2 separate regions of the Homo sapiens genome follow, and region 2 is linked to region 1. Evidence: read pairs that join two places in POLR2A ChIA-PET (ENCODE). Cell type or tissue: Caco-2. All regions are shown on one strand. Each heading gives the region's core, and the rest is flanking DNA. Links, peaks and the distances in the headings are about the cores only.

Region 1 (4,196 bases), core at 753-3,252:
CGCAATCTCAGTTTACCTCACACCACCTCCATCTCCCGGGTTCAAGTGATTCTCCTGCCTCAGCCTCCTGAGTAACTGGGACTACAGGTATGCGCCACCATGCCTGGCTAATTTTGTATTTTTAGTAGAGATGGGGGTTTCTCCATGTTGTTTAGGCTGGTCTCGAACTTCTGATCTCAGGTGATCCACCCGCTTCAGCCTCCCAAAGTGCTGGGATTACAGGTGTGAGCCACCACGCCTGGCTTTTCTTTTCTTTTTTTTTTTAATAGGCATGTTTCAGAGCTCAGTTTGATTACGTAACATCTAGCATGAGTGACTCCATTCTGGTTTGGTCTGGATCGCTAGGGCCTAGGACAGGAGGCTAGTCTAAAGCAATGGACTCCTGTAAATTGTATTTAACAGCATGAATAGGATCTTCCACGGAGAATATGTGGTCTGGGAACATCCTAGATTGGAAGAGGACTAGACTACAACCTGACAGTGAATGGCAAAGAAAAATGAAGGAGCCAGCAAAAAAAGCAGAAAGAAAACTGGCGTGTGTCAGTATGGTTTCATTGCCTACCCCTTCATTTGGGACAAAGCCTCGATTTCGTTTTGCATTCCACCCTTCCTCCAAGTGGTTCAGCAATGAGTCCTGATTAATCCAAGCCAATCACTGTTATCACAATTCCCTGCCAGGGACTGATTTAGGAAGGGGCATATAATACAATACAGGCCAGTGAGATGTGAGGATAAAGACTTCTGGGGGCTTCTGGGGAAGGTCTCCTCATTGGTTAAAAATAAAGAGACATATGGGAAAAGACACACTCTCTAGCTGCATTTTTTCATGTTGGGATATAGCATTGGAATGACTTGTATTAGGGTTTTCCAGAGAAACAGAACCAGTAGGTTCTAGATATAGATATACAGATAGATATTTATATATGAGGAGATTTATAGGAATTGGCTCATGTGGTTATAGAGGCCAGGAAGACCCATGATATGCTCTCTGCAAGCTGGAGAACCTGGAAAGCCAGTGTGTAATTCTGTCTGAGTCCAAACGCCAGGTAATCAGCTGAGGGCCAATGATGTGGGTCCCACTCTGAGTTTGGAAGCCCAAGTCCGAGGGTAGGAGGAAATGGGTGTCTCAGCGCAAGCAGAGAGAGGGAGTTCACCCTTGCTCGATCCTTTTGTTCTATTCAGGCCTTTAATGAATTGGGTGATGCCTACCCACACTGGGAGAGCCATCTGCTTCACTCAGTTCATCAGCTCAAATGAGAATCCCTTCCAGAAACACCCTCACAGACACAGCCAGAAATAATGTTTTACCGGTTATCTGGGCATCCCTTAGCCCAGTCAAGTAATACACCCAATTAACCATCACACACTGCTGCAGTCATCCTCGAACAGTGCAGAGAGCACCTTTAGGACAAGCCATCGTCTTCAGGGTGGTAGATCAGAATGGTGGACGGTAGCTGGGAGCAACAGCTCATGCATGTAATCCCAGCACTTTGGGAGGCCAAGGCAGGCAGATTGCTTGATCCCAGGAGTTCAAGACTAGTCTGGGTGACATGGTGAAACCCTGTCTCTACCAAAAAAAAAAAAAAAACAAAAAAATTAGCTGGGCATGGTGGTGCATGCCTGTACTCCCAGCTACTTGGGAGGCTGAGGCAGGAGGATCATTTGAGCCCAGACGTCGAGGCTGTGGCGGGCCAAAATCATGCCACTGTACTCCAGCCTGGGTGATAGAGTGAGACCCTATCTCAAAAAAAAAAAAAAAAAAAAAAAAAGGTGGAAGGCACCCAAGTCCCTGATGACACTGCTGAGCCTTCAAATTAATCAGCCCTGAAGCTCTTCAAATGTGAGGTATATTTTTCCTATGGTTCAAGCTACTTGACTTGGATTCTTTTTTTTTTATTTGCAGCTAAAGGCACAGCCATAGAGAAGAATACTGCAAGAGCCTAGGCGGCAGAAAGCTCCAAAGAGGAAACGAGTTGGCATCTGAGGCTGCAGGGAAATGGAGTCATATGGAGACAGAAAAAGGTACTTTAGGCTGGGTGTGGTGGTGCATGCCTGTAATCCTAGCTACTTGGGAGGCTGAGGCAGGAGAATCGCTTGAACCCAGGAGGCAGAGGTTGCAGTGAGCCGAGATCGCACCACTGCACCGTGCCAGCCTGGGCAACAAGAGTGAAACTTCATCTCAAAAAAAAAAAAAAAAGAAAGAAAAAAAGGCCAGGCACAGTGGCTCATGCCTGTAATCCCAGCACTTTGAGGGCCAAGGCAGGAGGATCACTTGAGATCAGGAGTTTGAGACCAGCCTGGCCAACATGGTGAAACCTGGTTTCTACTAAAAATACAAAAATTACCTGGGCATGGTGGTGCGCGCTGGTAATCCCAGCTACTCGAGAGACTGAGGCAGGAGAATCGCTTGAACCTGGGAGGCGGAGTTTGCAGTGAGGCAAGATCATGCCATAGCACTCCAACCTGGGTGGTAGAGCGAGACTCTGTCTCAAAAAAAAAAAAAATTAAATTAAATAAATTTTAAAAAACCACACCACGAGATTCACAGCACCCAATCTAAAGAGCTCAGTTTACCTGTTGCCATGATAATGAGGCCCCCTCTGTTTCAATCCTGTAAGGAAATCGCTTTGAAACAACCAATCCACTTTTTGTTCTCTGTTTCTGCTTTCCTCAGTCCTTTTCTGTCTATAAAACCAATCTTTTGGATGTTCAGCTGCCTGTTTGGGGTGACGGACTTTCCATCCTAGAACCACGGCCTAATTTGTCCGTAACCTCACAGAGGTGACTCTGGCGCTAGTGAACAATGCTGCTGTGACTTATGTGAAACCTCAACTGGCCACATTTTGGTACTATGCCAAAGTTGAGCTGGTTCCTCCACCCCTGTTGAGATCCCTAGAGCTATCCAAAGCCTGGGGGAAAAAAATAAGTCACTAGTGCTCAAACTGGTAGCTTCAAACCGCTCACAGTTAAGGAAGTGGTGCTGAATGATTTGGTGGCCACTGAGGTGTGAATGTGGTTTTATGTTGGAGAGATCACAGGCAAGTGTGGCATGATTGGCTATAATATTTGAAGAACAAGACTAGTGAACAATACAGTCAGGATGGCTAAAGGTGACCCCAAGAAACCAAAGGGCAAGATGTCTGCTTATGCCTTCTTTGTGCAGACGTGCAGAGAAGAACATAAGAAGAAAAACCCAAAAGTCCCCATCAATTTTGCAGAATTTTCCAAAAAGTGCTCTGAGAGGTGGAAGACAATGTCCAAGAAAGAGAAATCTAAATTCAATGAACTGGCAAAGGCGGATAAAGTGCACTATGATCAGGAAATTAAGGATTATGGACCAGCTAAAGGAGGCAAGAAGAAGGATCCTAATGCCCCCAAAAGGCCACCGTCTGGATTCTTCCTGTTCTGTTCAGAATTCTGCCCCAAGAGCAAATCCACAAACCCCGGCATCCCTATTGGAGACGTGGCAAAAAAGCTGGGTGAGATGTGGAAGAACTTAAATGACAGTGAAAAGCAGCCTTACATCACTCAGGCGGCAAAGCTGAAGGAAAAGTATGAGAAGGATGTTGCTGTCTATAAGTCGAAAGGAAAGTCTGATGGCGCAAAGGGTCCTGCTAAAGTTGCCCAGAAAAAGGTGGAAGAGGAAGATGAAGACGAGGAGTTCTGTATTCTACACTCGGTGCTAACTTTTTGGTATGTCTATTGCCTTCACAAAACCATATGACTTTGGTTTGCTATCTCTATTTTCTGAGCTTAAAATAGTGTGCAAGGCCGGGCGTGGTGGCTCACACCTGTAATCCCAACACTTTGGGAGGCCGAGGCAGGTGGATTACCTGAGGTCAGGAGTTTGAGACCAGCCTGGCCAACATGGAGAAACCGTGTCTCTACTAGAAATACAAAATTAACCGGGCGTTGTGGCTCATGCCTGTAGTCTCAGCTACTGGGGAGGCTGAGGCAGGAGAATCGCTTGAACCTGGGAGGCGGAGGTTGCAGTGAACCGATCGTGCCGTTGCACTCCAGCCTGGGCAACAAGAGTGAAACTCCGTCTCAAAACAAAACAAAACAAAACAAAACAGTGTGCAAACTTGCAGGTGTACCCACTGAACCTAGAATAAGAGTTGGAAAGAAAAAAATATATATATGGCAAATAAATCTATAAAGAAAAGGGGCCGGGCGCGGTGGCTCACACCGGTAAT
Region 2 (2,500 bases), core at 1-2,500, 460 kb before region 1:
GGGGGCCGTCTCCAGGCTGGGCCCAAGGAATGGCCGCTGCGGCGTTCAGAGGCCAGGGTTGGATCACTGTGCCCCTGATCACCCCCTTGTCTGTCTATCTGCTCCCTGGAGATGGGGCGGTCTCCGGGCACTAATGAGGCCACCTTGCACCCAGGAATCTGGGAGCACAAAAGAGGCGCTGGCCTGGGACAATATGGAGGGAGGCAGCTGCTAATTAGGGGCGGGAGAGAGGCAGACGCGAGACCCCACATTATGTGTGTGGGGGGTGGAGCAGCCAGCAGCAGTCCTCTCCCTCCCCTGCTTCTTGTCGCTGCTCCTGGGGACTGTCAGGCTCCAGGACCTTCTTCCTTCATGGAAAGGCTCCTTAGCTGCCCCCTCCCCCTAGCTTTTTTTCTCCCTTCTGCCCTTTCCACTAGCCTCTGAGATGGAAAACCTTGAAAACTCAGCCTAGACAGTGGGAGGTAAGAAGCCAAAACCAAGCCCAATTTCTCTTTCTTTCTTTTCTGTGTGTGTGTGTGTGACTAAATTTTGGTCTTGTTGCTCAGGCTGGAGTGCAGTGGTATGGTCATCTTGGCTCACTGCAACCTCCGCCTTGGGTTCAAGCGATTCTCCTGCCTCAACCTCCTGAATAGCTCCTGAATAGAATTACAGGCACACGCCACCACAACCAGCTAATTTTTGTATTTTTAATAGAGACAGGGTTTCACCATGTTAGCCAGGGTGGTCTCAAACTCCTGACCTCAAGTGATCCACCCACCTCAGTCTCCAAAAGTGTTGGGATTACAGGCGTGGGCCACTGCACCAGGCCCCCCCGCTTTTTTTTTCTTCCTTCCTTCTTTCCTTCTTCCTTCCTTCCTGCATTTCTTTCTTTCTTTCTCTCTCTCACTCTCTCCCTCTTTCTTTCTTTCTTCTTCTTCTTCTTTTTTTTTTTTTTGAGACGGAGTTTCACTCTTGTTGCCCAGGCTGGAGTGCAATGGCGCAATCTCAGCTCACTGCAACCTCCACCTCCAGGGTTCAAGCAATTCTCCTGCCTCTGCCTTCTGAGTAGCTGGGATTACAGGCATGCGCCACCATGCCTGGCTAATTTTGTATTTTTAGTAGAGACAGGGTTTCTCCATGTTGGTCAGGCTGGTCTGGAACTCCTGACCTCAGGTGATCCGCCTGCCTCAGCCACCCAAAGTGCTGGGATTACAGGCATGAGCCACCATGCCTGGCCTTCTCTCTTTCTTCATTTTCTTTTCTTTTTCTTTTCTTTCTTTTTTTTTTTTTTTTTTGAGACAGTCTCACTCTGTCGCCCAGGCTGGAGTGCAGTGGCGCGATCTCGGCTCACTGCAAGCTCCGCCTCCCGGGTTCACGCCATTCTCCTGCCTCAGCCTCCTGGCAGCTGGGACTACAGGTGCCCGCCACCACGCCCAGCTAATTTTTTGTATTTTTAGTAGAGACGGGGTTTCACTGTGTTAGCCAGGATGTTCTCGATCTCCTGACCTCGTGATCTGCCCGCCTCGGCCTCCCAAAGTGCTGGGATTACAGGCGTGAGCTACCACGCCCAGCCCTCTTTATTTTCTTTCTTGAGAAGGTTTCACTCTGTCACCCAGGCTGGAGTGCAGTGGGACAATCATAGCTCACTGCAGCATCAAATGCCACGGCTCAAGCAATGCTCTCACCTCAGCCACCCAAGTAGCTGGGACCACACAGATGCATGCCACAATCCCTGGCTAATATTTAAATTTGTTTGTAGAGACTGGGACTCCCAGGCTGGTCTCAAATCCCTGGCTCAAGCCATCCTCCCCCTTCAGCTTCCCAAACTGCTAGGATTACAGGTGTGAGCTACTGTGCCTGACCAAACTCAGTTTCTACCAGAGGCTGATAGAAAGCTTCTACCTCCCCAGCTTTCTCCCTGGCTCAGGCTACCTGGAGGGGAGGAATGTAGTCCCACTCTACAGTCAACACGGAGTGAGCCGCCATGCATTGAAGAACACATGTCATCTCCAGGCCCAAGCTTCTTATTCACAACCTCTTTTTTTTTTTTTTTTTTTTTTTTTTTTTTTTTTTTTTTTGGAGATAGAGTTTCACTCTTGTTGCCAAAGCTAGAGTGCAAAGGCACGATATTGGCTCATTGCAACCTCTGCCTCCTGGGTTCAAGCAATTCTCCTGCCTCAGCCTCCCAAGTAGCTGGGTTTACAGGTGCACACCACCATGCCCAGCTAATTTTTTGTATTTTTAGTAGAAACACAGTTTCACCATGTTGGCCAGGCTGGTCTTGAACTCCTGACCTCAGGTGATCTGACTGCCTCGACCTCCTAAAGTGCTGGGATTACAGGCATGAGCCATGGCACCTGGCCTACAACCTCTTTATTGAGCTCCTGCTGCATGCCACACCAGGCACTGGGCATGGGGGCAATTGTGCACAGGATCTAGCCCAGTTTCCAAGGAACTCATATTCCAGGTGGGAGGCAGTTCAGGCATAATGATAGTTCAGTGAAGGAGAGGACTACTGCCC

Evidence for each region. Peaks named below come from ENCODE experiments on the same cell type or tissue, not always from the same donor. Only the 100,000 strongest peaks of a DNase experiment are listed, where the experiment ranks them.
Region 2: POLR2A ChIA-PET joins it to region 1 with 11 read pairs; 2 of 35 experiments call an interaction of 5 or more read pairs at or near these places.

What each region holds. Positions count from the first base shown.
Region 1 is chr17:42,645,078-42,649,273 of GRCh38, forward strand. It overlaps the pseudogene ATP5MGP7 and the pseudogene HMGB3P27. Among named protein-coding and RNA genes, the nearest start is that of TUBG2, 12 kb to the right of the region's middle. In Caco-2, for the core only: no CTCF peak of the experiment used is centred there; no DNase peak of the experiment used is centred there.
Region 2 is chr17:42,185,566-42,188,065 of GRCh38, forward strand. No RefSeq gene overlaps it. Among named protein-coding and RNA genes, the nearest start is that of HCRT, 1.4 kb to the left of the region's middle. In Caco-2, for the core only: no CTCF peak of the experiment used is centred there; no DNase peak of the experiment used is centred there.